2 separate regions of the Mus musculus genome follow, and region 1 is linked to region 2. A link is a loop called in an ENCODE intact Hi-C map of the cell type or tissue named here. Cell type or tissue: heart. All regions are shown on one strand. Each heading gives the region's core, and the rest is flanking DNA. Links, peaks and the distances in the headings are about the cores only. Region 1 holds the start of E2f6 (E2F transcription factor 6). Region 2 holds the start of Lpin1 (lipin 1).

What was found. Hi-C counts contacts between places; a loop is a spot of excess contacts. Peaks named below come from ENCODE experiments on the same cell type or tissue, not always from the same donor. Only the 100,000 strongest peaks of a DNase experiment are listed, where the experiment ranks them.
Region 1: a loop joins it to region 2, with 2.6 times the contacts of the local background. A loop is called at or near these places in 5 of 42 quality-filtered maps.

Annotation. Positions count from the first base shown.
Region 1 is chr12:16,799,931-16,816,307 of GRCm38, forward strand. E2f6 (E2F transcription factor 6) reads left to right here and starts at 11,035. Exons shown (of 7, transcript NM_033270.2): 1 at 11,035-11,385. The coding sequence starts at 11,278. Greb1 (gene regulated by estrogen in breast cancer protein) reads right to left here and starts at 956. Exons shown (of 35, transcript NM_015764.4): 1 at 717-956. In heart, for the core only: CTCF peaks have their summits at 5,819 (motif pointing left) and 8,317; DNase peaks (open chromatin) are centred at 5,791 and 11,051; H3K4me3 peaks cover 1,231 bases; H3K27ac peaks cover 1,218 bases; H3K27me3 peaks cover 3,110 bases.
Region 2 is chr12:16,580,881-16,597,257 of GRCm38, forward strand. It overlaps Lpin1 (lipin 1), which reads right to left and starts at 8,890. Exons shown (of 21, transcript NM_015763.4): 1 at 8,838-8,890; 2 at 1-24. The coding sequence starts at 15. In heart, for the core only: a CTCF peak has its summit at 10,667; DNase peaks (open chromatin) are centred at 7,881, 8,871, 9,281, 10,721 and 1 weaker place; H3K4me3 peaks cover 2,191 bases; H3K27ac peaks cover 3,932 bases.

The DNA.
Region 1 (16,377 bases), core at 3,863-11,862, 220 kb after region 2:
CAGCATTTCAAGCCCTGGGGCAACACTTGACTCTATAATAAAAGTTGATTCAAGAAAAACTTCAGTCTATAAAATAGGTAATTTCTTTTGGTTGCTCCTCAGGACCAAGGATTAAATGAGGTTTGACAGCAAATGGCCCAGTGTCTCTCTGCATGGAGTGTCTCCTGGCCTTCCTCCACAACCCTAACCCTGATCACTGGTGGGCTGGCGGACGCGTGTGTGTGTGTGTGTGTGTGTGTGTGTGTGTGTGTGCGCGCGCACACACACACACACACACACACACACACACACTTTCTTGGACTTCAGCCAGTAGCCTTTGTTTGTGGCTCCCAACGGAGATCCAATAACCAAACTCAACCAATGATCACCACAGCCACCAGCCTTTCACAGGCTGGCCACTCTGGGAAGAAGTCCCATTTCTCCCTTGTCCCACGTGCTGCAGAAGACGCGGCTGCCACCACCCCCGGGGGGCAGCGGGCGGCAAACAGCCTCCCCAAAACGGAGCCGCGGTGTACACAACCTGGAGCAGTGCTGTCTTTTTCCTAAAGTTCTTACCTACGCAGCCGAAGCCTTCACCATGTGCCAGGAGCGCTCTGGCTCGTTCTGGCTGTGGCTCTAGATGGCTCTCTCACTCACTCACACACACGCGCACACACTGACATGGACACCTCCCACACCCCTTGGCGCAAGACCCCCAGCCCTGCGGCCACCCTCACCTCGCGCCCTTTGTCCTCATCCGGCGTCCTCGGAGCCCGCGCTACCGGAGCCGGCGCTGCGCAAAGCCCGGAGCCGCGGAGCCTGAGAGTCCGCCCGTCCGGGTCTTGCGGGCCACCGTGATTGGGGGGCGGGGGGGGGGGGCGGCAAGGGGAGACCTGAGCTGGGACTGCTGCTCCGGCTCCGGCTCCGTCCAGGTGTAGGCACAGGAGATTGGCTTGCCCCGTCCCGTCCCCGCTGCAGGCACCCACCGCCTCGCTGGGTTCTCACGGGGTTCCCGGTTTGGGAGGGGTCCGCGCGGAAGTCGGAAGCCTCCGGGGACAGAGGTCATTTGTTGCTTGGCCACAAATGCCCGAAGAGGAGGTGGGGTTGGGAGGACGAACCAGTGAGCAAGACCCCCCCCCCCTCCCAGATGTCTCCACCCGGCGCAGGGCGTGTCTGTGGACCGCAGGACAATACCCCTGCAGTTCAAGCCGACAGAGGTAGGGGACTTAGGCCCCCAACAGTGGAGATTGATGAACGCCCTACAATAAGGAAGTTGCCTAACATCAGCAGAGGAAGAGCCTGGAACCCCTAATACTAGCGGGTGGAGCCAGAACTTTCCCTGATGCGAGAGTGGGTCAGAAGGATGAGCACTGGAGGGAAGGAGCAAACCTGCACTTGCCGGTGCAAACCTTTCTGGCCCCTGTAACACAGAGGTGGCTGCGAGCAGCCAGCAGAGAAAGTGGGGGAAATTGAGGGAGCCAGACCACAGAAGGAACCCATGGTCATCAAAGCTTCCTCCTCCTCCTCCTCCTCCTCCTCCTCCTTCTTCCTCCTCCTCCTCCTCCTCCTCCTCCTCCTGCTCCTCCCTCTTCTGGAAATCCCTGTGTGTTTAGAACTTGCCAGAGACATCCCGAGCACCTTGTACCCTCCTGCCATTCAAGAACCCCAGCCATGCTAGCGAGATGCTAAGTGGGTACAGGAGCTTGCAGCCAAAAACTGAACCCCTGTGTTGGATCCTAGTTACTCACTTGAGGAAAGGTAAGAAGCAACTGCTGCAAGCTGTCCTCTGTTCCCCAAACTGCAACACACATCGAATAATAATAACAACAACAACAACAGCAGAGCGCTTGAGCCAGCCTCACAGCCAAAGGTCCTAGAAAAACAGGGAGCCTGTCTGACTAGGAGCAGGAGACAATAGGAGAATAAGCATCAATCTCCCACAAAATGGGCAGGTTGAGGAATGCTCTCCTATCCCCACTTTCCTAATGGCAGGGGCATCAACTTCCTATTCTAATTAGGAACTATTCCAAGCACAGTCGAGACTAGGAACAGTTAACATGATGAGCCCCGTGCCTAAGACCTAGCCAAGCCTAACTGACTGCAGATGTTTGTGTAATGAAATTATTCAAGAAGTAGTCCTGTCGATAGACTGATTGCCTAGGATGGGGTGAGTTCCCCAGCCATACATAAATATAAGTCAAGCTTGGTGGCCCATGCCTGTAAAGTCAGCTCTCCAGGAAATGAGACCTGGAGGATCAGAAGTCACTGTTGGCTACATCAAATTTGAGGCTAGCCTGTGCTAAGTAAAACAACAGCTCAAGAAAACAAAACAAACAACAAAAACCCCATACAGTTGGAGTCCTCAGCCAGCCATGTAGGCTGCAGCTCTTTCCTCTCAATCTATACTGTACCAGAAGGTAGGTATGTATGTACTTACTGCTGGAAGGTAGACGGTGCTTATCAGCATTGCAGCTCTCCCTGTGGGATCACACTGTTCTATTTTGTAACCTGGACCCTGTGTTCTGTTTTGCTCATGAAAATGTTTGCAAGATTCCCTTGATCTTACAGGCAGAGCCAGTTCCTTCATGAGAACTGCTGACTAATATTCCTTGTCAGTTTCTGTTCTGTTGATAGAAGAGTATGAACTAGTCTGAAGTCAACATTCTCCAGTTACAGAGTAACTGTTGCATGGATAGTTACCAACATATTTACTTCATGGTTTGTGTTAGAAACCTCTGTTGTTTTTAATTTTTCATATATATACATATATAATACTTTGGTCATAGTCCCCCACCCCAATATTGTGTTATCTTTCTCCTCCTATTGAAACCCTTCTTCCTAAGTTCCCCTACTGTTTTCATGTCTCTGTGTGTGTCTGTGTGTATGTCTGTCTGTGTGTGTGTCTGTGTATCTGCCTGTCTCTGCATGTGTATGTATCTCTATGTATATCTGTAGGTGTGAATGTCTGTGGGTATGAGTGTCTGTGGGTGTGTCTGTGTTTGTGTGTGTGTATGTCTGTCTGTCTATGTATGTGTATGTATGTATCTGTGTGTCTGTCTGTCTGTAGGTGTGTGTTCCTGCATTTAAGTAGCATTGCCTGCATGGTCCGTGAGTGGGAGAGTTATTTGCTTGAAGGCACCTTTACATTTTGACAGCTTATCTGGCAAACAAAATAAAATACAGAACAAAAGTCAGCAAACTTTATAAAGGCAGGGAGCAGTTTAAGTTTTCCCCTGGCATGATTGAGGCAAAGTCCTTTTATAGGTATTTTAAAATGTAACCTTTTAAACTTGAAAAGAGGCTGGGGTGCAGCTCAGCTCAGAATGCTTGCCTGACAAATGCATGGCCCCAGAGCCTATCCCCAGTGCATGCTAAATAAACCTACGAATAAATAAATAGCACCATGAGCCCATGGCTGCAAAGCCTAACAAAGCTGATCAGGCCCACCCACAGCAGTCAGCTTGCAGCAGGAGAAAGAGACTTCAAATGGCTTCCTCTCATTTGCAAGGCCATCCGCAACACAAAGGGCAACCACTTGCAACCAACATTAAACTTAATATGACCACAGTGTTGCACTTGAGAAAAAAAGCCATTCCCTCACACATACACCCCCTCCTCACTCATCCACATCCTCCCAGAAGTTTCTTCCTCGTGTCGTGTGTCTCTGTATAAAGCCACAGTCTCCCGAGGACATAAACCATGCTGCCTGCAAAACTTCACTGGCTATGATAATGACTTTGGTGAAAACCCTGAATCCTAACTTTGAAAGTCTGTAATGAGTCTTAGAGATGCACAGGCTCCTACCAATTAAGAATTAACTAGAAAACAAAGTGGGCCCACTAGAAAGGGTGTCAATTGTTTCCCAGACTAATGAATCATTCCTACTTCCTAGTTCATTAACTTAAAACACCCACAAGGAGGAAAGCACTTTGTCTTCTTTTTCCTGGGGCTGAACCTGACCCAGTGATTTTATGTCTTTATTGAACTTGAACCAAAACTTAGAAATTAAAAAAAAAAGATTAATTTAAATATATTATTAAATGAACTAAGCTGACTTTATTTCAAATGTTATTGACAAGAATGGGGCCAAATCCAAACTTGTGGTGGTCAGCCTCAAACTTATCAAGGACCTGTCAGTCTCCGAGCCCATTCAGTGATCTGAGGTCTTTCCCCAGAGGCCATGAGGTCAGCCAGGCAATTAGACATGGCTTCTGGGCACCTTTGTCTCTTTGCCTAGCATTATCCATTGAACGCTCACACACACATTCTCCCTCTCTCGCACACACTCACATTCCTCTCTGCCTCATTCATAATACTCATCTTCCTGTACATTTTCTTCTTACGTGTCTATTCATGTGTGCTTCGATTCCCCACAGGCATCTACATCTGTAAATTCATACAGCACAATGCTCTTCCCACACACATTCATGGCTCTCCACAGTGTTTCTCTCCACATACACAGATGTTCTCCCATATACCTTGGGACACAAACATTCCTCCATTGGATGACATAATCCCCTCAGTTTGTGTTTTCCGGCCTCCCTGCTCCGCCCTGGCCTTTTGCTTTATACCATACACGTGCTTCTGCACTGCGTTGCCAGATACAGTTTCATCTGCTAGTGTCTTTGTGGATTTGTATATCTGGACACACACAATAAGTAAATATTTTACGATAAATAAGAGTCTTCCTCCAGTTCCAGTTGTGGTAGTTATTTAAGCAATTGTACCTGGCACCAAAGTGAATGTGGCTTTTGAAACCTTTAATTATGTCTGTCAGGCAGTTTAGAATCTTGCATGAGTTGCCTGCCACTTGTTTCTATACAAAGAAGGCTTTTAAGTGGCTTGAGGGTCCTTGGAGTTTGTTCTCTGATGTCTGTAAATTGCACCCCGTTTATGTAGTTAACTGGCACTGTGGCGGGTGCTTCTCTCCACATAGGGAACCACTTACATCCAGCTTCCTTTAAGTGACCCTGAGATGTAAGGGTGAATGTTTACTAAGGCTGCTGCCATAACAAAGGCCCCCAGCCTTACTGACTCACAGGTGGGGACTACAAAGATCCCAGATCAAAGTGTGGGCTCTTCCCTTGGCTTCCAGGAAAAATTGTTCAAGCCCTTCTTGTTGGCTCTCTTCTCCCTATGTTTCTCAGCAATGTCTTTCCTCTAAGCCCCTCTGCATCCCAATTTCTTCTTATAATAATACTAGCCATGTAGGATTAGGTCTCACCCTAACGGCCTCATTTGATGTTAACTCCTTTTAAATATCCCCTCTACAAATAAGGCCAGATTCTAAAGTACTGATAGGGCTGATGGGGCTTGTGGGGAGGGACCCTTGACCCATAGCAGCAGGCTTTTACTTGTTTCTGCATATGGTGGTTTATTAGTAAAAGGTATTAACACTAAACTCCACCCTTATCGATACTAAGTCTGGAGCTGGGATATACTTCAGTTGGTGGGGTGCTTGTCCAGCATACACAAAGTGTATGCTCAGTCCCCAGCACTCTATTAAACCAGATGAAATGGTACACACCATCCCTGGCTATACAGCAAGTTTTAAGGCCAGTCTGGGATACATGAGACTCCCTATTACAAACAAATAATATATCAGAGGCCTGATAAAACAGTTCCTTACTTAAAACCTTAAGTCCAGATCCAAAGGAATCTCCTCCATTCCACTTTACAGCTACCTTTCACATTCAAAACAAAAACCATACACACACACACACACACACACACACACACACACACCACGGAAAGAGACAGAGACAGATAGTGAGGCTGGACTCCTAAGGTGAACTTGCTCCACCTGGTGGAGAGCCAAGGAACTTGATGGTACATTCTCTGAATAAGGTAGGCCGGCACTCGGCTATTCACAGTAAGGGAACATTAGACACGTGAAGGAATCAGAGGCAAAGCCAAGATAGACCGCAAAGGTAGGGTACATAAGACTAACAGTTAAACAGAGCACATTTAGCAGTCAACAGAATAACACCAAACAAACTAAAGCAAGCGGAAAAGAAAAAGATTAATGTAATTCATCTGACAAGACTTTCCTTCAAAAACCCAGTGCAGAGTTGGGAACAATCATACTTCAGAACTGGACTTCCATAAAAGAAAAGTCACTCTAGGCTGAGCCCTGAGGGTTGCAAATTCCAGAGCAACCTGGGCTTCACAGAAATCCTGAGTTACACAGTGAGTTCAAGGCCCATTTGGGCTATAAAGGTAGGGCCTTGTTTTAAAGAAGAGGAGGAGTGGGACATGGGGCAAGTTGGGGGATGGAAAAGGAGGGGAAGAAGGAGGAAGAATAGGAGGAAGAGGAGGAGGGAGAGAGGAGCAAGAAGAGAAGGAAAGGACTGAAAGGGAAGAGGGGGAGAAGGAAGGAGAGGAAGGAAGGGAAGAGGAGAGGAACAGGAAGAAGAGGGGAGTAGGGGAAGCAGGAAGGAGAGAGAGGAAGGAGAAGAGGGATGGGAAGGAGGGAAGAACAAGAAAAGGGGAAGAGGAGGAGAAAGGGAATGAAAGGGAAGAGGGAAGGGGAAGAGGAAAAGGAAAAGGAGAGGAACAGGAAGAAGGAGAGAAGTGGAGCAGGAAGGGGAGAAGGTGAAGGGGGCAGGGGAGGAAGAAGTGAAGAAGAAAAGGAAGAGGCGAGATATAAAGTTTCGTCTAAGACAATCCTCAGTGTGTGCAGAGACATTCTGTCTACAGCAAGAAGCTATATTTAGGGGCCTCTCAGCTACAAGAAAGCAGAACTGAATAAAACACAAAGGCTGTAACCCTCTCTATGTAGGTGACCACCTGGTCGCTTGTAGCATCATCCATTTTCCCAGTCTCCAAAGTACATCACGTCCATTACAACATGCCTGCTTGTTGAATGCGTCCAATTGTATCCTAATTAGGGTTACTATTGCTGTGATGAAACAACATGACCAAACGCAACTTGGAGAGGAAAGGGTATGTTTGGCTTATGCTTCCGTTCATCATCAAAGGAAGTCAGGACAGAAAGTCAGGGCAGGGACCTGGAGACAGGAGCTGATGCAGAGGCCATGGGGGGTTGCTGCTTACTGGCTTGCTCCTCATGGTTTGCTCAGCCTGCTTTCTTATAAAACCCAGGACCAACAGGCCATGAATGGCACCACCCACAATGGGCTGGGATCTCCCCTACCAATCACTAATTAAGACAATGCCCTACAGCTGGTTCTTATAGACGCATTTTCTCAAGTGAGGTTCCCTCCTATCAGATGTCTCTGGCTTGTGTCAAATTGACATGAAATGAGCCAGGACACCATCCATGTTTGTTCTAGGTCTTCATCCTCCAAATATCACATCAGAAAAGTTAACCTGGCTTTGATTTAACAAAGTATCAATTTAGTGGACTGGGTACTTGCAGAGCCAGGAAAAGCTAGTTTCCTACCAGGACCCAGCCAGTGCCTTACAGAATACATCAAACCTCTGAGCTTTTAATGTGGTAGTTCTGGGTAGAGCCATAGAACCTTCATTTCTAGTAACACACACACTTACCCAGGTAATGGCAATGCTGAGACTCATGACTCATTGTCCCATGGTAGAAGAAATAAGACATCTCTCCTCTGTGTTCTGCCTCTGACCCCCTCTAGATCTCAGGCATCCCAAATTAGCCTCAAATTCACTACTCATGATTTAACTGTAGATGTTCCTGAACTTATGACCCTCCTACTACCACTTCCCAAGTGCTTGGGATCAAAAGTGTGCTACTACATCTGGTTCATATGGTGATGAAAATGAAATCAAGGTTTCATGCACACTAGGCAAGCACTGCCAACTGCTCTTCTCCATCTATGCTCCCTTCAGTGTCTACTATGGGGGCATCCCAGTTCTTGAGAGGTTTTGCCTGGTTGCCTCACAAAGGCCATGTCTAAATAACCATTTCACTGGGCATTGGTTTTGACCACATGGCTCTTAGAAGGGAATACAAATCTTAAGTTTCCAGTGAGTGGCACAAAGGATCCATTGGCTGAAGGCCTGCTGTGTCACCACAAAGCTAGCCAGAGTCTCTGTACGTCACTTACTGTTCCAGATAGCTTTACATGGTGATGCAGGAACAAGCCCCAAAGTCCGTTGTTATTTTCCCCTCGTTTTCTGTGTTGCCATGATGTGTCAGACATGTTCAGTTCGTTCTCATGCTCTCTGGTCATACATCTTCATCAACCTGGCATCTCCTAGTACTCCAGGATGTCCTTGTAAGAGTTAGAGCTCCTGACCTACAGCCCAGCACCCGAAAGATGCTCAAACAACGCTGGGATGATTAAACCTCAGGCTACAGCCCCATGACTGGGCTTTTCTGTGACTGAGGGAACAGCTGTTCTCCTTTTCCCCAGATGGGTGTGCTCAAGCTCTTTCATTAGCCTGGAGTGCCTAAGTCACACCCCTTTGCTGGCCTAATTCTTTTTGACTGTAGAAAATATGGTCAGTTTTCAACAAGCTGCTCAAGGGTCCAAATACCAATGAATTATCCAGCTGTGAACTCAAACCATGTCTCTAGCACTCACTAGCTAGCTCCTTGGGGTAAATTTTGTAATCTTACTGATCTTCGATTTTCTGATCTGTAAACTGGGAAGAAAACTATTCTTCAGGACTTGCTGGCAGCAGAAACTTGTATTTTGTTGTTGCTTTGGTTGTTTAAGACATGGTCTCTCGCTATGTAACCCTGGCTGATCTCTAGCATCTGGTGGTCCTACTTCAGTGTCCAGAGTGTTGTTATTCTGAGCATACACTACCATGCTTGGTCATACCTTCAGATCTGAAATGAGAGTCACATGAACAAAGGTATAGAGAGGGTTTGGCATTCAACAGAGGATGGAGAAAGGGGTCTTAAAATTAGCCATGCCTGTTTTCCAGCATTGGATCTCTCCGAACTCCTTGTGGTAGAGTCTTTCCTAGTTGCTCTGAGAAACTCTCCACTCGTGCATAAAATGTGCTCTTTCTCTTCTAGAGATGACCTCTCCACAGTTGTATTCTACTTCTACCAATCTTCGGCAAACATTTACTGAGCGCTTGCTACCTGCCATGCTCCAAGCTTAACACTGGAGATCCCAAGAGGATCAAAGACCTCTGACACACCCCCCCCCCTTAAGATGGTATCGGACCCCTAGAAATGTAAAATCTAGTGGGAGCCAACTTCTTCCAAAAGCCTCTTCCGCCCTCACTAAGTCCCAGGTCTCACTCCCGCAGCTTCCTTCCAGCCTGGAAGTTGCGCATTGTGTTACCCTTTCATTCAAACACATAGCGGCTAGAGCTGTGGCTCTGGAGTTAAGAGCACTTCTGCCTTTCCAAGAGGGCCAAAGCATCCATCTCTAGCCATTTGCAACTTCAGCTCCTGGGGAGCCAGAAGCCTCAAGCCTCTGAAAGCATTGCAGTTCATGTGCACAAACCCATACACACACATAATTTAAAAATAAGTGAAAGGGGCCAAAGAGATGGCTCAGTGGTTAAGAGCACTGACTGTTCTTCCAGAGAACCCAGGTTTAATACCCAGCAACCACCTGGTGGCTTACAACTGTCTGTAATTCTAGTGTCAGAGAACATGGTGTCCACACACAGACATGCAGGCAGGCGAAACATCAAACCACACTGCAAAGGAATTTTAATCCAGCATCATGGCTACTCTGACAAGGGATCACATCCAAGACTCTCTAAGTCTACATGATCTGGCCAAATGCAGACACTCTCTGGATTATAGTACATTCTGGCTGGAATACAGACACCTTCATACACCCTTTAATCCCTAGCAATGAAGGTAAGGTTGGTTTTTAGAAGAAAGCAGACATGTTTAAAAGTAGCATCTAACTAAGGGCAGACAAAGTGAGGAATCAGAGAAAGATTTGACAGAATGAGTCAGAGGATATGCCCAACTCACAAGAGAACAGGGCAGGAAAGAAGCTACTTAAGAAAGGGAGGTGGCAGTTTACTGGGGCAATTTTACAGAGACAGGTTTTTGAGAGAACAAGCTAGTAACTTCGATCAGTAAGAACTCTCCACATTACAAATTTAGAAACTAAGGCACAGAACGACTTTTAGAAACTGGCTTAAGACCTTACAATTTGAAAAGATACCTATGGCTCCAGGTCACTTACTTCTCTTTTCTTTTCTCTTTCTAATTTAGTTTCTGTGCATAGAAGTTTTGCCTACATGTATGACTGTCTAACATGTTAACATGTCCGTGCCTGGTGCCTGTGGAGACCAGAAAAAGAGCATTAAATCCCCCTGGGCCTGGAGGTAACATATGGTTGTGAGCCACCCTGTGGGTGATGGGAATTGAACTCAGGTCCTCTGGAAGTTCTCCTAAACTTAGCCAGTGCTCCTCTCCCAGCCCGTTAAACTGTTTTATCTTTCTCCTCCATTGGATTCTGATATCCAGTCTATTATATTCAAAACAGTATCTTCTTGAGCCAGCCCAATACCTGATATAATAATAAGTAATCAAAAACTGATACAGAGCCGGGCAGTGGTGGTACACGCCTTTAATCCCACTTGGGAGGCAGAGGCAGGCGGATTTCTGAGTTCGGCTACACAGAGAAACCCTGTCTCGGAAAACCAAACCAAAAATAAAATAAAATAAAACTGATATAGAGGGTAAAGTTTGTGGTTTTGGGACAAATTCTACTCTCACTACGAACTTTAGCTGACTTCGAATTCAAACACGTGATCTCCCTGCCTGGGCCTCTGTGGAGCTTGGCTTTGAAGCTTGCACCTTCTGGTCCCTCCAAGATGGCTTGTTTCATGAGCATGTGCTAAGCACCTTTAGATGACTGATGGGAGCCCCACCATCATCGCCCCGGGGCACTCAGAACCTGCAGTCCGCTGGTTGGGACTAGAGAGCGCCTGCTCCGATCCCCCGGAATCCCTGCTCCACCTCTTTTCTTCCCCCAACCCATCCCACCACACACACCCCCACCCCCCGCCGCCGCCATCCTCTCCAAGGATCCATCCTCCGGAACACCCGGGCGTCGGCAGCGGGCGAGGACCGGTGTGCGCGGGAGATCTAACGGACGGCGCTGCGCATGTGCAAACGCGGGTGCACTGCGCATGCGGAAAGATGGCCGGCCAGGGAACCTGAGCGCCTCCGCGGTCACCCTGGTCCCCTCCGAGCCTACCCTGACCCCCTCTGCGCCTGGGCTCATCGCTGCGCGAGTGGGACCGCGGCGCTTCGTGGGTGGAGCCGCAGTGCTCCGTGGGTGGAGCGGGCGGCGCTGAAGGGGCCGGGAACGCGCGCGCCGAGCCTCCGGGGAAGGCGGGAGGGCGCGTGGGGCGCGAGGGGCGCGGGACAGCATGAGTCAGCAGCGGACGGCGCGGAGACAGCCCAGCCTGCTGGTGGACCCGGCGCAGGAAACGGTGCGCCGGCGTTGCCGAGACCCCATCAACGTGGAAAACCTACTGGTGAGCGGGGACCCGGGCCACGGGAGGTCAAGTGCTGTGGGACGCGCTCCTTGCATCGGGCCCTCTGCACAGTGTCGCTTGCTGCCCCGGGGCTCTCCCTGCAACTCCCAATTCTTGAACCGCCCTTTGCTTTTTAAATGTTTCTATTGGATTTTTCTTACTTTGTGTTGGGGTGGGGGCCGCGAGCGCGTGGATTCCACGGGGCACGTGTAGAGTTTAGAAGGCAACTTGGGGCAGTCTGTTCCATGCTTCCAGCCTTGTGGTTCGCGGGATGGAACTCTGGTAGAGTTTGTAAAGCTCGGTGGCAAGTGCCTTAACCAACTGGGCGATCTTGCCTGTCCATCTTTGCTGTCTGACAGGGGAAATGAAAGAGTGAGAAAGTTCCCTCCGTTCCGTGCTTCCCACCTTTCTCAGGGTCCCTGCTGGATTCTTCCTTTGTCCGTTTCTCCTGATCGCTGTTTTCTCAGCAAGGCAAGCTGTATCCAAGCCATTCTGGCGGGTCCTGTGCCATGAGCATTGTCTTGTCTGACTCCTTGGAGCAACCTTGAGATAGTTATTTTTAGAGTTTGTCAGAACTGACCCAGAGATGTGTGTACAGAGATGTCTGGCCTTGGGGCTAGGTAATGAGGAAACTGGGAAGACCCTCAGAATGACTGCAAGTGACAGCCTTTCCCAAACTTCTCTCTCTCTCTCCCTCTCTCTCTCTCTCTCTCTCTCTCTTTAAGTAATTTCTGCTCAGTTTCCACCTGATCTTGCATTACCACCCAGCACTGTGCTGGGGACTCTAGTCCTAAGCACTTGGTAAGATTGTTGTAAATAAGATCCGTAGGTCACTGATGGTTTTGTCAATTACAGTATTCGTTTCACACCCTATCTTGTGTCATAACTAACCACTCACTTTTGGCTGAGAACTCTTTGTTGTGTTTTTGACAGCCATGGTGGGTCCCCTTGTCCCCTTCGCCTTCCTTTTCAGACACGTGGGTGTCATCCAGGATTCTCTACAGTTTGTTCATGTAGGTGACCGCTCACTACTGCTAACTTGTGGCCTGTGATCATGGTAGGTTTTTTTTTTTTTTTAAGGATTTGATAGACGCTCTAAATGAAAACCGCTTAACTTTTGGTTATCAGAAGATAACGTCTTCTAAAGTCTTAGATTTCTTATCCAGTCTGGTATTTTTAGTTGCCTCGAGGTAACTCCCAAACCTGTACATCTTTCCTGGAGCTCTCCAACTGTTTGTTAGATGTCCCTTCTTAAAAAAGAAAATGTCTTCGTGGATGCCACGTGTGTACTGGTGCCCACGGAGGCCCGAAACCAGTGTTAGATCACCTGGAGCTCATAATAAGTGGTTATGAATTGGCACATGGATGAACTGAGCCCTCTGGAAGAACAGCGAGCGTTTATAACTGCTGAGCTGCAGATTTCAAACTCTGATATCCAAAGCCAGATTCACAGACACACCCCACCCCACCCCCGCCTTAAGAAAGCAACCTCTTTCTCGAATCCCACCTTAATGGTGCTCTGCCTATCGTGGTGCCTGAGCCAGCACTCTGGACATGGCTGTTACCTTTTCCTCTGTTTCAGAATCACCCCCAGACACCCCCCCTCCCACCCCCAGGTCACTGAAGTCATTCACATCAGCTATTCTGTGCTATAATGCCATCTCGACCAGTTTCCTGCCACTGTTGCTGCCTCTCACTCACCGCCTGTGTGCTTCATCCTTAACGTATGGTCTCTTGAAGGTGTGTTTCTATCTTCATTTGGCCAAAGGAATTAGTGGTTCCTTAGTGCTCCCAGGACAAAGTCGAGTCCTCGCAGCATAATCTGGCTCCATGTTTGCCTTTCCTAAATGATCTTTCTGAGGTTGCATGCTCCATCCTAGGCCTCATTTCCATATTGACGTTTGTCAAGATGTCTGAAGTCCAGATTCATGGGTAACTTGTCTTAAGACAAGTGTCTTTAGCTCCTCTTTACCTCAAGACTGTTAGCCAGACTCTGTGTGTCCCAGAGCAATTCTATACTTGACTGCTCAGTCCTCTGCGGGTCTGTTTGATACTGTAGTGAAGATCTGGCCATGGACAAAGGATTAAGCAAGAAGTTAATAAAGTAGGGACTCTATTTTCTTGCCTGTAAAATAGTGACTTAACATGTCAGTAGTATTTTTTTAATTGACTAGCAAATGCAAAGAATTAATAAGCCATGTGCAGAGCAGTTACATAGCTTGCTAAGTGTTGTTGCCAGGATAAGTTAAATGGCTTAAACCTGCTCTTGGCTTTGGGGAGCAGGGAGAAGACAATCCTGGATGGAGGTGAACTTGGTTTGCACATTAGATGATCAGGAAGATCTGGGTGGTGACATGAATGCAGTCACCTTAGAGAGATTCGTGTTCAATGAGCTCTTGAAGGAGTCTTGCTCCCACACAGGGAGCTAATACAGAGAAACCTATGCATAGAGAGCAGTAACTACTTAGGAGGCAGTGCCTAGGACATTAGTCTCTAAAAGTCACTTTTTATTTTTCTCTCCACCTTTAAAGCTTCTAGCCAGGTGTGGTGGCCCAGTTCTGTAATGCCAGTCCTTGGGAGGCAGAGACAGAAGGATGGTGAGTGAAAGGCCTAACTAGGCTATATAGCAAGTCCCAGGCTAACCTGGATTGTACAGTGAGATCCTGTCCTCATCGTTACCCCAACCCTCCAAACAGAAGATTCTAAAGCCACCTAAAGCTGTAGATACAAGGGATGGGGCCGGGGGATGGTGCTATTCCAGTCTGTGTTCCAGATGTAGACACCGAAGTTTCTAGATGTGAGAATTGGAGCAGTAAGGAAGTGGGTTGAAGCTTGTCAAATGTGCAGCTCACTCACCAGAGTCACTGCTGAGTGTTCTCTGAAAGTCCTGAGGTCTCTAATGGTGTCCACTGGGGCTGGGGGAGGGGGCACGTGGATAGTCTTCTGTCCTTTCATGTGTCAGCAAGATGGCTTTGCAGCTTCACAGTGAGAGTGTTAGCCAAGCATGGTGCTGGGACACTTATGTGGTCCCAGCACTCAGAGGCTGAAGCAGGAGGATGGCACATTTCAAACCAGCTACATCGAGAGTTCTAGAATAGCCAGGACATTATAGCAAGAAACCATCTCAGAAAGAGAAGGAAGGATTTTAGACATGGAGAAGACAATGAATGATGGTTTTGGAACCTGTTTCCTATGTCAGTCCATGCGGTGTATAATGCATCTGCATTTGTTGCAGGGCATGGGCTCAAGTCTCATTGGAGTGCCGTCCTTGTACCAAACTGTTAGCAGAGGAGATGCCCCCTAAAGCAAATGGGCAGCCAGTAAGCAGTCTTTGTGCAGAGCTTGGCCCTCTTGCTCTAGGTTAAATAGGAGCTTCTGCAGCAGGCAGCTATGAGCATATTAACACTTCAGGATACTTGTTAATAACACACTGTTCACATCAGTGTGAGAGGTTGGGCTTGTTTCTCAATTCAAGAACCTTGCTATGAGGCAGGAGTGTATGCTAAGTTGAGAGTGTTTACTTAGCACAGAACCCCAGGTTCAATCCCCAGGACTAAATAAATGGGTGTTGAGGCATATGCCCACAATCCCGGCACTCAAGAGATGGAGACAGGAGGATCAGAAATTCAGAGTCATCCTTAGGGATAGGTTGAGTTTGAGGCTAGCCTGAGCTGTATGAGACCTTTCTCAAAAAAGCCTAGCAGGCCAGCCAGATAGCACAGTAGGTTGTGGTACTTGCTGCCAAGCCTTACAGTCTGAATTCAATCAATGCCCAGGAACCATATGGTGGACGGAGAGAACGGACCCCAGCATGTACACCATTGCACATAGATGCAGAATAGATAAATGGAAGAAGAAAAGCCTTGCTTAGGTAGTTAGCCCAGAGTGTGTTTGGAGAAGAGTTCCATGTAAAAATAGCAATGACAGTTGATCACACTTGTCTCTTGACTTTCACAGGACTGCTTCAGAGTTGTGTTGTTGGATGCCATTGCCGGCACTGTTGAGAGCTAGTCCCTGCCTATGGCAGGAGCAACCAGCTTCAGGGTTGCACGTCCAACATGTCACACGGTCATTTCAGTCCTAGACTGGCCTAAACTGGCTTTGCGGCAGGATGTCAAGTTAACCTGCTACCAGATGTTCTTGTCAGAGGTGACAGGAATCGTCTGCAAAGGTTCTGTAACTCTGGTGTGAGCAGCCTCTCTGTTGTCCCCCTGGCCACCAGCTGCCCCACCCCTGACCCTTTAGACAGTTAGCTGTCCCATTTGACCACATTTATAGACCATGAATGAGATTGTGTCGTGGTCTTCTTCAGAAGTCTTTGGTGAGTCTCCACTGCTTAAAACCTAAACACTTCAGCATAGCCTTGATGTGGTTGGTCATTTTCTAGCTACAAAGCTGGACCACTCCCACATGGCCACAGTGTGTACCTATACAGGAAGCAAAAACAATTCCTAAATGTATTGCAAATCGCCATTGCAGTTGATGCAGCTTCAGCGGCCTCCAAACGCCCAGCAGCATGGGAGACCAGCACTGGGGCTACTGCCCTTTGCCTGGTGTCTCAGTAATCCAACACTATTCTTATTTCTCTATCTATAGCATGTACTGCTTCCCGTTAATTGTTTTAAGGCTTCTGGTTGTTTATTAATGGGAGTGCATGGCTGACTGAGAGTTGGTGAGCAAAGTTTTGGAGCCACTTAAGTAGCCAGGGGTGAGCCTCAGCTGGTGCGCCACAACTTCCACATCTCTAAGCCTTCCAAGACTCAGGGCCGTGCCCTAACTGTCCCTCGCTGTCTTCTCCCCAGCACCTGGCGCGGCTGATATAGGAGTGTCTGCGGGAGTTGTTTCCCACTTAGGTATCCCGTCTCCCTCCAATCTTCCTGTATTTACACAGAAGTATATGCAGCCTAGGGATCCATGGGGGGCATCACAGACCAAGTGTAGTTTGAAAAGACTCTCTTTCTCACTCCCTCATTACTTCAGGATTGGGGGAGG
Region 2 (16,377 bases), core at 4,570-12,569:
CCCCACGTAATTCATTGTCTGAACCTGAGAGGCAGGCAGAGCACACAGGTTCACAAGAGCAACTAACAAGGGAAGGCCGCCCAGAGCCTCCAACTCAGCACTCCGTTTCAACGATGCAGCGGAACACATTCTCTTCTCACACTCTGCCCACATCCCTTTGTTTCTGGGATGTTCACAACGCCCTTGTGCCGGCTCATTTCTCCCACCCCATCCGGAAGCCCAGCATCCTTCCCACCACGGGGTCCAGAACGGAGAGGCCCAGAACCCTAACACAAGCAGCACCCCAGGATGACTATGAATGTGATCTCTCACATTCTGTGCTTGGTAATGTTGCCTCAACATCAATCAAGGAAGCTTAGGAGGCCTGGGCAGAGACCACTCCGAATGTGTGGCTCAGTCAGAGGAAGTACTGCGATAGGAGCTGGAAACACGACAGCACAGAAAACATTTGACACTCCTCCCATTCTTCCATTCCAAGTGCTCTTCCACGAGGTCCCCTGGGCCGATGTCCCAGTTAGGGTCAAGCACTCAGCATTTCCGCAACACTTTGATGAGTTAGGAATCCCCATTTTGACCATTACTCACGGTCTATGGAGGTTTGAATAAAACTAGCCCCCATAGGTCCACAGGGAGTGGCATTATTAGGAGACTGGCCTCTTTGGAGTAGGTGTGGCCTTGATGGAGCAAGTCCAGCACCATCTCTGCCTGCAGGCTGCCATGCTTCCTGCCCTGAGGATAATGGACTGGACTTCTGAAACTGTGAGCCAGCCCCAATTAAATGTTTTCCTTTATAAGAGTGTTGGTAGTCAGGGTGTCTCTTCACAGCAAAGAAACTCTGACACTGCTGAAAGGTACCTGTGCCCGAGCCTGAGAGCTGCGCCTGCCTGTATGTGTGAACGTGCTCAGGGGCTAGCAAGACGGCTCTGCTGGTGGGAGGCCTGCCACCAAGCCTGGAAACCTGAGTTCAGGGTGCAGGGCACGGTGGAGGAATGGGAACCAACCCCCACAGATCACCCTCTGATCCTCTGACCTCCTCACATTCGTGCCATAAATACTTACAAGTCGGTTTAATTATGTGTCCATTTGGTAAAACATTCGGAGTGGATGTCCCTCACGTCAGTAACAGATCCCCTCCTACGGCCTGTGACCTCCCCAGCCGTAAGCTTTTGATCAGGCCTACATGTAGGGTTAGCCATGCACTCTCTCCCATGGAGCACTTCAGATCCAATCAGGAAGCAGTTGGTGTCCGCGCAAGCATGCCACTACTCCAACATGGGCATAGCTTACAAGTCCAGTCGGTACTGTAGTACGCAGGGCCCATGCCCAGGGCGATAGTTATGACAATTGGATAGTTCTCCAACAGTCGGCCTGTACTGCATTCTGACACTGAATGCTAGCCAACAGGGAGATGATGGCTTCTATCAGTCTCTGTCCAATCCCTGCCTGCCCACCTATTCTCTGACAACTGCAGGGGACACATATGCTAGGGAGCTTGCCCAACCAGCCAGCCAACCACCATCCTCAGCAAACCTTTGGAACTTCTACCCTACTGGGCCTGGCACTATGCTTGTACAAAAGACAGGGTTAGAGAACAGATTCTCCTATAACCAAAGTATCAGTCCGTGATAGCACATCCCTGCAATCTCAGCACACGGAAGGTGGAGACAGGAGGACAGCGATTTCATGTAGCAATCCTGTGCTACGTGAGATCCTGCCTCAGAAAATAAAACAGGAGATGCAGAATTCCCCCAAAGACCCGCAATTTAAAAAGCATGATGTCGCAACCCTCACATTCTTCCACAGAATGCCACCCTCCACATTACACTTAAGATTTTAACCTTTGCTGAGTCTAGCAAAAGAGAAAGTCTCAACTCTCCAGTCCTGTGGGATCATTTTTAGGGGCATTTTTTCCTCACAATATCTGTCCTATATCCAATCTCACATCCCTGTGCCTCGCTCAATAGCCCTGTAGGTAGAAGGCCTGCCACAGGAAGAAACAGGAAGGTACATTCAAGCATCCCAAAGCAGATACTCGTGATCACAGGCTTGGGGCCACGCTGTCAGACCAGAGGCAGGCTCACTAGAAGCAGACCCTAGTCTGGTCCAGTCAAGCCCTCTTGTGACGTCCACCACAGCATCCCCTAATTCTACCCTGCTCCTGCTGGGGCTGGGCTTATCACTGAGCAACAGACCAAGGTCTTGGGCAAGGAAGCCCCAGCCCAGGCCAGCTCAGCTAAGACCGACTTTGAAATTTTCCACAACGTGGAGCAAACACAGCTCTTGCCGCAAAGAGAGTCCAAGATGGTTTATTATAGAGCGGCTGCAAGTGAGCACGCACTGACAACACAAGTTCCCCTGAGTCCTGTGTTCCACTGCCAAACAGTTGCATGAGACTGTAGCAGTCACAGGACACAGATGTCATGCATAAAGATGTCTGCCTGATCATTGATTGAGACCATATAAGCAGGGGGCAATGAAGACAGAAAACTCTGCTGCCAGGTTTGAAGTGTTATACAATGAGATCCTTAACTTCTGAACTGGTAGAAGCCAGTGCAAGAATATGATCGCAAGGTATTGATAGTCAAAAGGAAGTTACATCAGTGTGGTGGTTTGAATGAGCACCCTCCCCCACAGTATTGGGCATTTGAATATCTGGTCCCCAGTTGGTGGCACTGTCTTGAAGAGGCTGGGGTGATGTAGCCATTACTGGGGGTGGGCTGTGAGATTTAAAAGACTCCCTAGGCCTGTCCAATCAGTGAGTTCTGGGTTCGGTGAGAGTCCTGACCTCAGTATGATCAGGAGAGAGAAGAAGACACCCAATGCCCACTCGTGGGCTCTACCTACATTGTCTTAGTTAGGGTTTTACTGCTGTGAACAGACACTGTGACCAAGGCAACTCTTATAAGGAAGTACCATAAATTCATATTCATAAAGTTCAGCCAGTGGGTACAGTGTTTGTCTGGCATGCACAAAGCCATGGTTCAGTCCCCAGCACTGTATAAACCAGGTACAGTGCTGCAGCCTGCAGTCCCAGTCAGAAATCAGGAAAATCAGAAAATCAGAAATTCAAAGTCATCTGAGGTTTGAGGCCAGCCAAGACTACATGAGACCCTGCCTCAAAAAAAAAAAAAAAAAAAAGACTTTAAGTGCCAGGGACAAGTCCTCCCTAGGAGGCATGTGACGCACAATGACCTTTAGCAAACCACAGTGGGCTGAAATCAGGCAAGGCGGGTGTGGGCAGGGCCCTTCCTTCTTTGCCCCTGCCCACACTAGGCTCTCTTCTAAATACGCCCCGTGCAACTTTCTCTTTAAATGTTCTATACAATCAAACCACTAGACTTAAAGTCCCAAATTTCACTTCCTCCAGCTGCGCTGGCACTGAAAAGCTCTCGAGGAAGTGGGTAATTCCTTTAGCCTGTAGATAAGCAGCCAGACTAAACCTCCCCAGGCCGAGGGCCTCCCACGGGCTGGGCCGTAATCCCATTATGGCTGAGGTGTTTCAGCCTTTCTGAAAGCACTTGAGGAGGCAGAAAAGGGGAGAGGTTTGATTTGCGAAAGAAAGCAGATGGACTAGTCCCTCAGAAGGAAGTTCAGAGGAGCCGGAAGAGAACCAAGCCCAATGCTCACCTGTTTCCAATGGGCCTGCGTGAAGACACTGACCGGACTACTTTAAAGTCTGCTGGGGTTTATCTTCAAGTTTGGCAAGATGTTGCGCCTGGCAGGGATTTACATGCTGGAGACACAAGTCCAGGGCCCTGGCTCCAATGTGTTCTGAAGGAGAATTTCACCAAGTCTTACAGACTCCTCTGACAAGCCTGGAATTCTCTATACCAGTTGTTCTCAACCTTCCCAATGCTGTGACCCTTTAAGACAGTTCCTCTTGCTGTGATGACCCCCAACCTTAAAATTATTTTCATTGCTACTTCATAACTGTAATTTGCTACTATTATGGATTGTAATGTAAATATCTGATGTGTAGGATACCTGAGGTGCAACCCCTATGAAAGAGCTGAGACCCCCAGGTTGAGAATCGATGCTCTGGCATAAGCCAGGGCCTCAGGGAACTCTGCAGTCACAAAATACACAGATTTTTTTTTTCTTTAATGCTTCTCAGTTGGCATTCTGAACCAACACTAAGTTCTCTGAAATGCCATCTCTAGGTAAGATCTTCCTAGATAAATGTGGAGCTCATATTGGAAGGAAGCCCAACTTCAAGGCCCCAACCTGGAACTGGAGGCCACGTGCCTCCCTCATCAAGTGTGGCATTCTACAAGGGCTTGGCACAGCCACCACCCCAGCCTCAGACTGTCCCAGACACAGCCTCTGGACACCATCAAGAAGTGTCACAAGTCTCGTGACTCCTCAACTAGTTAGGATATTAGAAAAGTCTACACTTAGTCCAAACGCTGCATCTGTATCTGCCCCTCTCTCTATCTCTATTCTCTATCTCTATCTGCCAGAATTCAAAATCCTTGCCATAGCTCTCCTCTCCGCACACACTCTGTTAATGCCGTTCCACCACCTGGAATATTAAGGTCATGTGAGGGTGGCCTCAGGTCAGTCCTACTGTAAACTTGTCACAATCACCTAAGGGACTCATAAGACAGTTAAAAGACTCCAGGACAACCATGCAAGAGTAGTCACTAACCCAGACTCCCACATATATGCAAGTCAAGAGAGAGATGGCTCAGTCCATAAAGTACCTGTCTCAAATCACGACAACCCCAGCTTAAACCCAGCATAAAAGGCTGGCACAGCCCACTGGGGAGGAACCGAGAGGAAACAGTGAGATCCATAGGACGTCCCAGGGCAGTGAATCCAACTCAATCAGTAGCAACAAGTTCAGTTAAGAGACCCTAGCTCAAAAGGTAAAGTCCCTGTGTTTGTGCACATGTATACACCCACCCACACACAAACTTTAATGCATGCATATGTACCTGCCCACGCACACATACACATCTGAACACACACATTCGCTGCCCAGGCACACATCTGCATACACAAATATACCCACCAGTGTGCACACATACCCACACACAGAGATACACCCACTTGCACACACACACACAGACCCTTGCACACACATGCACAAAATGAATAATTTTTAAGGCCTTACAGAAGGCCCCGAACAAAAACATTCCATAAATACCCCAATAGTGAGAGTAGACTCACTCAGTGCTCCAGTCATTAACGGGACAAAGTCCCAGAAAGAACTACCCGACTGACACATACTAGCAAACCCCAGCAACTCCTTACCAAGAATTGATTCTACAGATCATGTTCTTAGAGTGTGTGTGTACACACAGGGACATGCGTGCACATGCCACAGCATGTGTGTGGACCTCAGAGGACAACTAGTGGGAATCAGTTCTTTCTTTCCACAGAACTAGCAAGAGTTCGTTCTTTCTTTCCATGAATGTGGGTTCCAGAAATCGGACTCAAGTGAGCCTGTTTGGCAGCCGGCACCTTTACCTGCTGAGCCATCTCACCAGGCCCCAGAAACAACAGGATCTTTGTGAGTAGCAGTGATCACAGACTTGACTGTGATGGGGAAAAGCAGAAATCACTTAGAGACCTGTAAGGCCCTGGATTAATAAATTATGGACCATCCACATTATATATGGAACAGTATGCATCTACTAAGAGTGGAAGGAAGTTGTATGCTCCATAAATATCCACACTCCCAGGGCTGCAGTCAATCGGGTGCACAGGAGACTTTGACTTTTCTATAGACACAAGTATCGCTTTCACATCAGTTGTTAGTGGGGAGTCTGAGAACTCCTGTACACTTGGCCTCAGGGTTGTCATGTCAAAGAAAACTACTCAGCAGAAAAGGGACGTGAAGCAGCTGTCAAAATGGCTCACCAGACAAAGCTACCTGCTGGCAAACCTAAGGACCTGGGTTCAAGCCCTGCAGCCCACTGGCATAAAGGCAGGGGCAGAGAAAAGATTCTATGAAGTTGTCCTCTGTCCTCCACACTCATGCTGTGACATGCTTAAGCTCTCTCTCTCTCTCTCTCTCTCTCTGTCTGCCTCTCTCTTTCTCTCTCTCTCTCTCTCACACACACACACACACACACAGACACACACAAGCTGCGACGTGCATAATCACACACACACACTGATTTCTGAATACTGCTTTTAACAAGGTTCTCATTAGCCTTCATTTTAAAAGAAAGGAAGCCCCAGTAGCAGGGACAACTAGGATCTGATCCCTGCTCTGGGGCTGGAAGGTCTTCTAAGTGACATAAGACTTGTCAGAACTGAGCTCTGGCAACAAGTGGGTATCATAATCCCAGGTAATGAGTGTCCTCAGGTCCCTGCCAAGAAGCACCCAGGGCCTGGCCAGCAGGAGAGAGACACATAGAAGACCCAGTGTGGCCCCTGTACTCTGTGACATTGCCTTGGGTTAGGACTTAGAACCTTACCAGCTCTTAACTATTAGCTCCCTTGCAGAGCTCAGGATCTTTGCTCTCCTTGGAAGCCCCAGTGTCTTTTCACACACTTGTGAGGGCCCTCTGTCCAGATACACAGCTTGGTCTAGAAGACTCTGCCCCTGGGACCTTTGTACATTGCTGTACTTCCCTGCAATCCTGCCTCGGTCGTTAGCAATGGTCACATATCCCCTGCGTTTCCAAGAGAATTGTGGCTCCATTCTGAGCCTGTAGGGTGGGTGATTCAAACAGCACCCACCACCCAGAGGTACTGGGAAGGAGCCTACGAATGGTCTTTCCTCAGTCTACATCCCAGGGAAAGCCTGGGTACTGACCCAACGGTAACAAGCAGCTCCAAAAAATACCGTACTAAGTCTCCTGTAGCAGAGTACTTCATGTGTGTTTAAAGTATGAAGGCTGTACCTACACACACACACACACACACACACACACACACACACACACACACACACACACACATGCAGAGCAGGGGACAGACACTACTGAATCAGATAAATACTGAGATATTGCAAGGATATATTCATGTTTCACAATAAACATAGTTTGAGGCAGGCAGAGTATGGTGGCACACACCCGTGATTCTAGCACCAAGAAGGCTGAGGCAGGATGACCTTGAGTTCCAGACTAGTCTGGGCAAGACAGTCAGGTCAAGAGGACAGCTCCAAGTTCACGTACAAAGACGTCCAAGTGCAGCCAATTCACCCACCAGCCTGCACCACTCCCTTCTGTTTGATTTTCAAAAGGCTCCAGAAACCAAGAACACCAACCCCATACCTAGCTATTCTGAAACAAGATACCTGTGCCCCTAAGCATTCCCACCCGCGTGCTTTTCAAATCAATTTATACCTTTATTGGTCCCTTACAGACCCTGAACCTAAGAGAGAAAAGACACACAAAAAAATGGATTCACAATCTAAGGTGGGGAAAGGGTGTGCCAAGTTATGGACCAGGGGCTAGCCTTGGGTAGCCAGGACCAGCCTAGCCCTATAAAGGGACCTCAGTGGTACCCTGGGCTGCCCCATCAGGGTGTAACAATCCGAAGTTGTAACAACCTGGAGCCTCTCGGTTCATCAGTCTAGTAAACAAAGGGTGGCCTTTCCCTCACTCTAGATAGGGAGGCTCCCAAGTGATGTCTCTGGCCCATGGATTTCCAGCTATCAGTAGTCAGTTGTCTTGCCATCTCCTGACCTTTCCCTCTCTTTAGCCTGAAGCACTGAGAGCAATAGATAAGCAAAGACCCACCCCAGCCTCCCCAGCAGACAGCACCCCACACAGAACAGCAACCAAGGATCCTATCTCCTTCATCTGAACCCCAACTTATCACCCAGGCAACAAGACTGGGCATGTTGTCCCTTTCAATAAAGTGACAAGCATCATAAGAACATTGCTGACTGCCACCTAAAAAGGGTAGAAATCACGTGAGGTGGGACAGCCACCAAGACAAAACCAAGCTCAGCCCCAGGCTTCCCAATCCAACCACCAGGCCCTACACAAGCAGGAATAAGGGCCAAAACACACACCCACACACAAAACCCGTGACAGCAGAAGCGCGCTGTCGGCAAACAGGAAGCTTTGTCAACACAGGGAATCAACACAGTGGGATCTTTCAGCCTTTCTGGGAACACTAGAAAGTCCCCTTAGTGGTGCAGATATTAGTCCTTAACTGCTTTCATTCATAAAACGTATTTTATGGAACAAAGGATAGATAGTATATGTGTGAATCCCCATGGGCCGCTATCCTCTCCTCCTAGAACCGTTACAGTCTTCCCCACAACTTCACTACCCAGTTGGAAGCTTTTTCCCACACGCCCCAGCCCAGCCCAGACCATTGCTTTCCTTCTTGCCTCCTGCCAAGGAGGGTGGGCGTCTGGAGCAACTACTGGCCACACAAATTATCAGCCAGCCACCTTGACTCTGTCCCCTTAATATGACTTAATATTAATACTTAATATGACTTCCAAAGCATTGCTTTCCCTCCCATATTCCCCCCGGCCTTTCCCAGATAAAAGTGCCTGCAGCTACTAAGGGAGCCACAGGCCCAGTGCCCACCAGACTGCAAAGCTGCAGAGAGGCCTGCTGCGAGCTTGATTATCTAAGAATCCCGGTTCCCAGTTCGCTGCCACCCAGCGGAGGCGTGCCCTTGGGCACGAAGGTCAACCTACCAGCCTAGACTCAGTTTCCTTGGCTGCAAAGCCTGAATCCTAAACCCTTTGGGATACGTCTCATCCGGGTCTCGGACCGCCACGGGGTCCCTGCAAGCTTCGACACCCCACGGGAAGGCCTGTGTCACAACACGGCCCACATCGCCTCCCTGCGGGGCCCCACGTCTCAGTAATGGGCTTTGGGGCGCAAGCTGGGCCCCGGGTCCCCATTGCTACTCACCAAGAGGATTCACGAGCAGGCGCGCACGCGTGTGGCTGCCTTTGTATGCAAACAGCGGGCCGGAGCGGCTGTCAGCTAAAGCACGGCAAGGGGCGGGGCCTGAAAGGAGGCGGAGTCTCCGGGGCGACGCCAGGGGACTCTGGAGGAGCGTGCTGCTGGGATGCTTTCAGAGCCCACAGACCCCCCCCCCACCCCACCCCACCTCCCACCTCCCTCTCATATCCCCGCCTCCCCCTTCCCATCCCATCCCTCCCCAGACTGGACTGTCTGCCTTGGCGTTCCAGGGAGTAGGCAGCCAAAGTCTTCTAATTCCACAGCCTGACCCTGTTTTGACCTTATGTCAGTTTACAATTAGTTCTTCCCCTGATGTGCCTGTCACAAGCTAGGGATCAATTCCTAATCTTAGCACTCCCACATCCTGCCTCCCTCCTGGCTAACATTCACCACCAGTCAGCAGAGCCAGGAAGGAATAAATAATAACAGACAATGCCAGGTCTGGGGGTGGAATGGCTCAAGTCAGACCAAGTCACTCTTAAGTGTCACGAGACTACTAGGAGACAAGGACTCCTATATCCCGGGCTTGCCTCAAGCTTTCTATGGGTTCCTGGATGACCCTGCACTTCGGATCTGCCTATCTTACCTCCCAAGTGTTGAGGTTACAGGCAATCCTACCCCCACCATGCCTACTTTATGCGAGCCGGGAATGGACCCCAGAGCTTCACATCCGCTAACTGAGCTACATCCAGGTAATAAATATCAAATTATATATACAACAACCCTCCGAAGAGTCAGTGCTTTCTGGGGGACAGAAGAGCAAAGACCTTGAGGAAGACTGCTGGAGAACATATACCTGGGGTCTCGTAGACCAACAGAGAGAGCCCAAGTATAATGTACCTGTCACCGGAAACTATATGCAGAAATATGAGTCAGAAATGGATGCCAGCCACAAGCAACCCAGGAGAGGGAGGTCAGAATGATGACGGGTGCGTCCCACCTTGAGAAAAACTAGTTCGTGGGGAGGTCCAGGGAGGAGTGGCTTGTGTACCCCAAACTGGTCCTAAAATCTACGAATCTAAAGGTGACCACGAACTTCCAATCCCTCTGCTTTCCGGTTTCTGGAATTACAGGTCCCCACCCCCACCCCCACACTGGGTTTCCGAGGCACTGGAGATCCCTCTCAAGGGATTCTGCCCACCAAGCAAGCTAGGACCCCAGTCCAAGACCAGGCCACCGAAGACCTGCAAGGGAACTGAGCCAGGCTGGGCTGCCTCCACCCCAGTGCTCAGGAGATCAGCACAGGCAGGGTGACTCTGAGCATAAAGACAGAGGTGGAAGCGCTCCAGCTGCACTTGGGGCAACACAAGTAGCCACAAGGGTTGTCTCCGCTGCCCACAAAGTCCTGGGGTTCTGGACCCCAGAATGAAGGCACCCTGCCCCACCTCCATCATCTCCTCCATCCTCCACACCCCCACCCCAAGGCCTTCCAGAAAGCATGTCTTACAGTCTTACATTCTGTCATCTAAATAAGGTCATTTTTATTATTATTATTTTCCAGATTTGAAGCAGGTGGAGGAGAATCTGAACACATAAAGTCCAGCCCAAAGCCCTTACCCCACAAATGAACCTGGGGTCTGGAACCCGCACACACAACCGCAAACGCACCCAGACAGCTCTGAGTAGCAAAGATAGGACCAGCTTTGCCTGCTGCCTATAAGAAGATCCCACAAACAGGTCACTTATCTCAGAAACATTCACTAGGTCACAGGAGATGGTCGCACTATACAAAAATTGGAGTCTCTGAAGCCCAGGTGTTCTAACCCGGCAAAGTCTGGAGCCCCCCTGGTGGGGCCCTAGGCAGTGTTTTGTCTGCAGCCACGCTCCTGCCGCTGAGCTGTGACTCAGCCAGAGAACTGAGGTGATCCCCTGAGCCAATCCCAGTACCTGCTGTGTTCAGCCCAAGTCGGAAGAGGGGAAATAACCTAATGACTCTAGCTAGAGGAGGAAGGAGCCAATCCTGGGCTCAGCAGTACAGCATCCTCGATTCCGTACTCAGTTTTACAATCCAGGAAGTGAGCGGAGGTGTTGGTTAAGCAGGTCCTTTGGAGGCTGGAAAGGAACTTGTTAAGTTCTTGGCCAACACTGACTAGATTTTCAATTCTAAAATCCAGTAGTCCTAGGAGTGGGAATTCTATAAGGACTTGGTGGCTGCAGCTGGCTCCCTGGTCCCTCAGAAAGGACAAGCATCATGCAGGCGTCCATCAGGATGGGACAACAGGCTATGCGGTGCTGAAAATTGCTCTTTTGCTAAACATGGGACCGCAGGTGTTCCTCGCCACACCAGGAACTGGTCCCTGCTGATGTGAATATAAAAACACCCACCCCTTCTAAATGAAAATCGGTCTCCTCAGTTGCTGGCAGTGACGGTAACTGTTAAGTCCTTAGGTTCTGTTTTCCTGAATGCTGCACGGCTAACCAGCATGCCTGGGCAGGTGTGGACAGAAGAGTGAGCGGCCCTCTTCATGAGACCCCCACAGCCACCATAGGTGGACCTCTCCACTCTAGTGGTCGGCTCTGCAAAATCACAGCAGAAAGTCTTGCAGAGCCACTGGGTGCTGTCCCAGAAGGACAGAGCACTAATGCCTAGGGCTTCTGGGAATGGGGGGCTCTTCAGAGTCTAAGGCTAGCCCTTAATAGAGGGCCCCCGGCTTTAAGGTACCCAAAGGAGACGCTGGCCCTCTGGAGAAACTAGAATTTCCCTAGGACTCCCACTCAGGGAGAAGACAATGGCTGAATGAAGCCCGGCATCCTCCTGGAGGAGGAAGCTTGCCTTCTAGGAAGAGAATCCCCACACACCTTCTTTGTTCCTCTTCCTGCTGGGGCCACACTGACTATGTCTCCTTCCTCTGCTCTTCCCCATCCCCCTTCTGTCTGACTGGCCCACTGAAGGCATGGGGGCAGAGCCCCACTTGTCAGGGAATTAGGATTGGCAGAGCCCAGGCTCTGACGCCAACCCCAGGTGACACAATGTGGCTTCTTCATCGTGGGGATTTCCTTACTGGGGTCCTCAGAAGCAAGGTGGGAACCTCTGGCCACCTGGTACCGCTTCACTAGGGTGAGGGAGGACAACTCGACCCAGCAGTGGGAAACCCCAGCAGAGACAGGATACAGCCCATGGCACTGGGCCTGGGCCTGGGGGAATTTCTGGGGAGAGGGTATAAATGGTCCTGGTTCCAAAGGCAGAGGAAGAGGAAAGTAATCTGGGAATGGCAAGGGGCAGGAACAAAGGCATCAGGGAAGGCAGACTTCAGTGTGTCACCAGGGCCATCTTAATCAGGGTGATGCTCCAGGAGAGCAAAAGGGGTAAGGGGGGGGGGGGTGTCAAAGACATATAAGGGAAGCTGCTAGCTGGCAGCAAGCACGCATCTTAGAGTCTGTGTTACTCCAATCCATCCCCCATCACGCCAGGAAGGAAATAGCACCCAGGCTCCCCTGGGACTCAGGCCTACAACATTGCCAACACACGAAGCCTTGGGCTGACACACACACTGTGGCCGTGTTCCCTAGTCATTTACTCAGTTCCCAGTCAGCACAGCGACCTGTGATGTCGTAGATTCCTGGGCTACATGAGGGTACCTGTCCTCAGTAAGCACACGGTCTCAAGTAGTGATCATATGTTCAATGTTGCTACCAGCCCAAGGGTTGTCCACTGACGAAGGGTCTGGGCAGTCCAGTCCCCAAGCAAGAGGATTCATCCCAGTCTGGGAGTCCTGAGTCCCTCTGGGCAAATCCAGGCCAGATGGAGGAGCTAAGGGCAAGGGGCAATCAACAGCGAATACAGAGAACCTGGGGTCCGTCAGAGCTGACAGAGTCTGGCCTCGGTGGGCAGGGACAATCGTAGCTACTGTGTAAGATGTCTCCCTCAGAGAAAGCAAGAGAGGCACCACCATAACGGTCTTTTCACTGTGGTCATATGGGAAAGATTCAATGAGCCAGGCTAGACCAGAAGGACAACACGGGACTATAGTGGTGCCAAGGTACAGAGTGAGGCTGACGGAGGTCAACGTCAGCATAGACTGGACGGATGAATTCTATAATTTAGGAAGAACGGATGCTGCTCTGGGAAGCTACTGACTACTTCACCACTTGCCGCTAGGGACAAACAAAATTCTCTGTCCCCAGTCAGCTGTGTCACCTGTGACCTTGTCAGGCCAGGGTGAGGGCACCAGTCCTGTGAGTCATATGTCTCAAGTCTCACATTGCCCAGCTAAGAAACTAGCTGTCCAGAAAGGGTGAGACAAGGGCAGGGACCCAAGAGTTCAGCGTGAGATGAGTACAGTCATAGTACCTCTGTGAATCCCAAGGCTGAAAGAGTCCTCCTGTATATAGAGTGGCAGACCAATAGACATAAAGTAAGGACAGCGGTGGCTAGCATTTAAAGGCTATTTCCAAGCCAACCCCGGCTCTAGACTCTGTATACCACATTTCTTTTTTAACAAGCCCTATAGAGTAGATACCATTTGCTGTCCCAGAGGAATAAAGAAAGTAAGGCACCAAGAAGTGGCTGAAGTCACACGGCCAGTTAACAGACACATGGCCAGTTAGTTGAAGCTAGACTTCATGGTATATACTTGTTGATCTGAGCCCTAGACCTTTCCCCTAGAGTCTCCTTAGTCCCACTGCTCCCTGGTCAATGGAATTCCATGTCGTCTTTTTCAGGGCAGGCCTGAAATCTGATAATGTAGGATATGTGACCTCCAAAGGGGTCATGACCCACAAGTTGAGAACGGCTGGTCTACAATTTCCCACAAAAAAAAATAAGCAACCTGGGTAGATACACAATATTTAGGGACTAAAATTCTGTGGGCCTGAGTTCCAGCCCAGCTCATCCCTGGCACAGGCATGGCTGAAGCTCAACTCCCTTGGCCATCCATCATGAGTGACCCAGCCTCGGCTCAGCATTTTGGTGCAATCAGAGGAGTTCCTGTGTTGGGACATGGATCAAGTAAAATTCTTGTCACTGGACCATCCTTGGTTCTCACTCAGCGTTCACAGAGACATATTGTTGATAATGATTGACAAGCATTTAAGAAAGAATGTCTACCATTCATCTTGCCAAACTGTCACTTAGAGTAGGTCAGGACACCCCAGCAGATGACAACACTCCGATACAGTAACTTGGTATCCAACAAGGTGGGAGTCTGTTAAGAAAGTGATCTTCTCGCCATGGTGTCCGTGGGAGGTTTTAAGACCAGAACTCTCCTCACCTTCCACAGAGCGTCACCAAGCAAGTTGGTGGTATCTCTGGGGTAGACTTTTGGGGCCCAGCTCAGTCACTCGTCTGAGCTTGCCAGGCCCAGGGCTGATGTCTCAATGGCCTCTGCTCTGTGACCAGCCTGTGCATTGAGCTCACAGCCAGGAAAGATTGGGGAACATCTCACCTCTTGAGAGGAACAGCCCTGGGTCTTATTGAATTTGCTCTGGTTGCTTCCGATCACTGGCACATCCAGGGGGAAAGGACTTTACATTTGTGCAATAAAATTAACCTCAGATTTATGGGGAAGAACAAGCTATTTTGATAGATGCATGACCTGAAGCAGCACCCAGAAGCCAAGGGTTCATGGGACTCTCTCCAGACAAAGGCCCTCTCTCCGCGCACATCTTTCTGCTTCTAGATCTCTATGACCCTGAATTCCAGCTATCACGTGCTCTGAATGTTTGACACCGATAAGCTGTTCTACATCTTTTTCTCTTTAGGTGTTGATGCCTTTGCTTTTATGTTTTGATACATGGTTTCACAGCATAAACTATACAGAAACTCACCTCAAACTCACAGCATTCCTCCTGCCTCAGTTTCCCAAGTGCTGGAATTACAATCATGTGCCACAATGCAAGACTCCAGCTCATTATATTCATGTTAGCGTTGAATATTTTTCTATTGTTTACATTTTTAAAAAACAGGATCTGACTTGGTAGCCTTGGCTGTCCTGGAACTCACTATGTAGAGCTGGCCAGAGACTCACAGAACTCCTCCTGCCTACCTCCCATCGTGCTGAGATATAAGGCGTGCGTGGCCACACCCAGCTTCTATTCCACTTACTTTTACCCTGCTGTTTTGTTTAAGTTGGATCTCCTGTTCACAACATCAAGAAGCGTCTTCTTTTTATCCAATCTGACAAGCCCTGCATTTTACTGTGGTGGTTGGCTCTAACAGGCAACTTAACTGAGTGCAGAAACATCTAGACAGCTGCTAAAACCTTCCTTCCTTTGTTTTGTTCTGTTTTGTTTTGTTTTCCTTTCTGGGTGCATCCACGGGGGTGTTTCTTGGAGACAATGGCATCTGAGTCAATGGATCAAGAAAGAATGGTTTTCTTGTGGGTAGTCACCATCACTCATCTGGAGCTCTGGATAGAACGCTGTCTTGGTCAGGGTTACTATTACAGTGATGAAACACCATGGCCAAAAGCAACTTGGAGAGGAAAGGTTTTATTTGGCTTGAACTTGCATATCATAGTCCATCACTGAAGGAAGCCAGGACAGGAACTCAAAAAGGGCAGAAACCTGAAGGCAGGAGCTGATAATTCAAAGGCCTTAGAGGAGTGCTGCTTACTGGCTTGCTCCCCATGGCTTGCTCAGCCTGCTTTCTTACAGAACCCAGGACCACCAACCCAGAGATGACTCCACCCACCATGGGCTGAGCCCTTCTCCATCAATCACAAATTAAGAAAATGCCCTACAGCCCAATCTTATGGAGACATTTTCTCACCTGAGGCTCCTTCCTCTCCAATGACTATAGCTTGTGCCAAAGCAACATAAACTAGCCAACACACACACACAGAGAGAGAGAGAGAGAGAGAGAGAGAGAGAGAGAGAGAAGAGGACACCATTCTCCCCCTTCCCTCTCCCTCTCTCACCTACTGCCTTTGGACATATGAACTGCAGGCTTCCCTAGTTTTACCCCCAAACTGAACAATCCCATTGACTGCCGGGTCCTCTGCTTTCAGACTGAAGACTTATCAGCATCCAGTGGGCCCTCTTCCCAAACTGCCTGTGTTCTGTGGACTCCATTTCTCAGGAGAACACTGACAAACACCAGGCATTCTCATTTCACATCATTGGTGGCATGGTTGCTCCTGAAGAATAGCTATTTCAGGACCCAGAGAGATGGTTCAGGAGTTAAGAGCACTTGCCGCTCTTGCAGAGGACCCAGGTTTAGTTCTCAGCACTCACATAGTGGCTCACCACCTTCTCTAACTCCAGCTCTGGGGAATCTGACAACCTCTGTGGGTACCAGGTTTACAAATGGTGCATGTATATACACACAGGAAAACACTCATACACATTTTTAAAGAATAATTATTTTAACAGGGCATGTGGGCACATGCCTTTAGTCCTAGCATTTGGGAGGCAGAAGCAGACAGAACTGAGTTCAAGGCCAGCCTGGTCTATAGAGTGGGTTCTAGGACAACTAGGTCTACATAGAGATACCTTGCCTGGAAATAATTATCTTAGTGTGTTTGTCTAATATTCTACCATCTCTGAC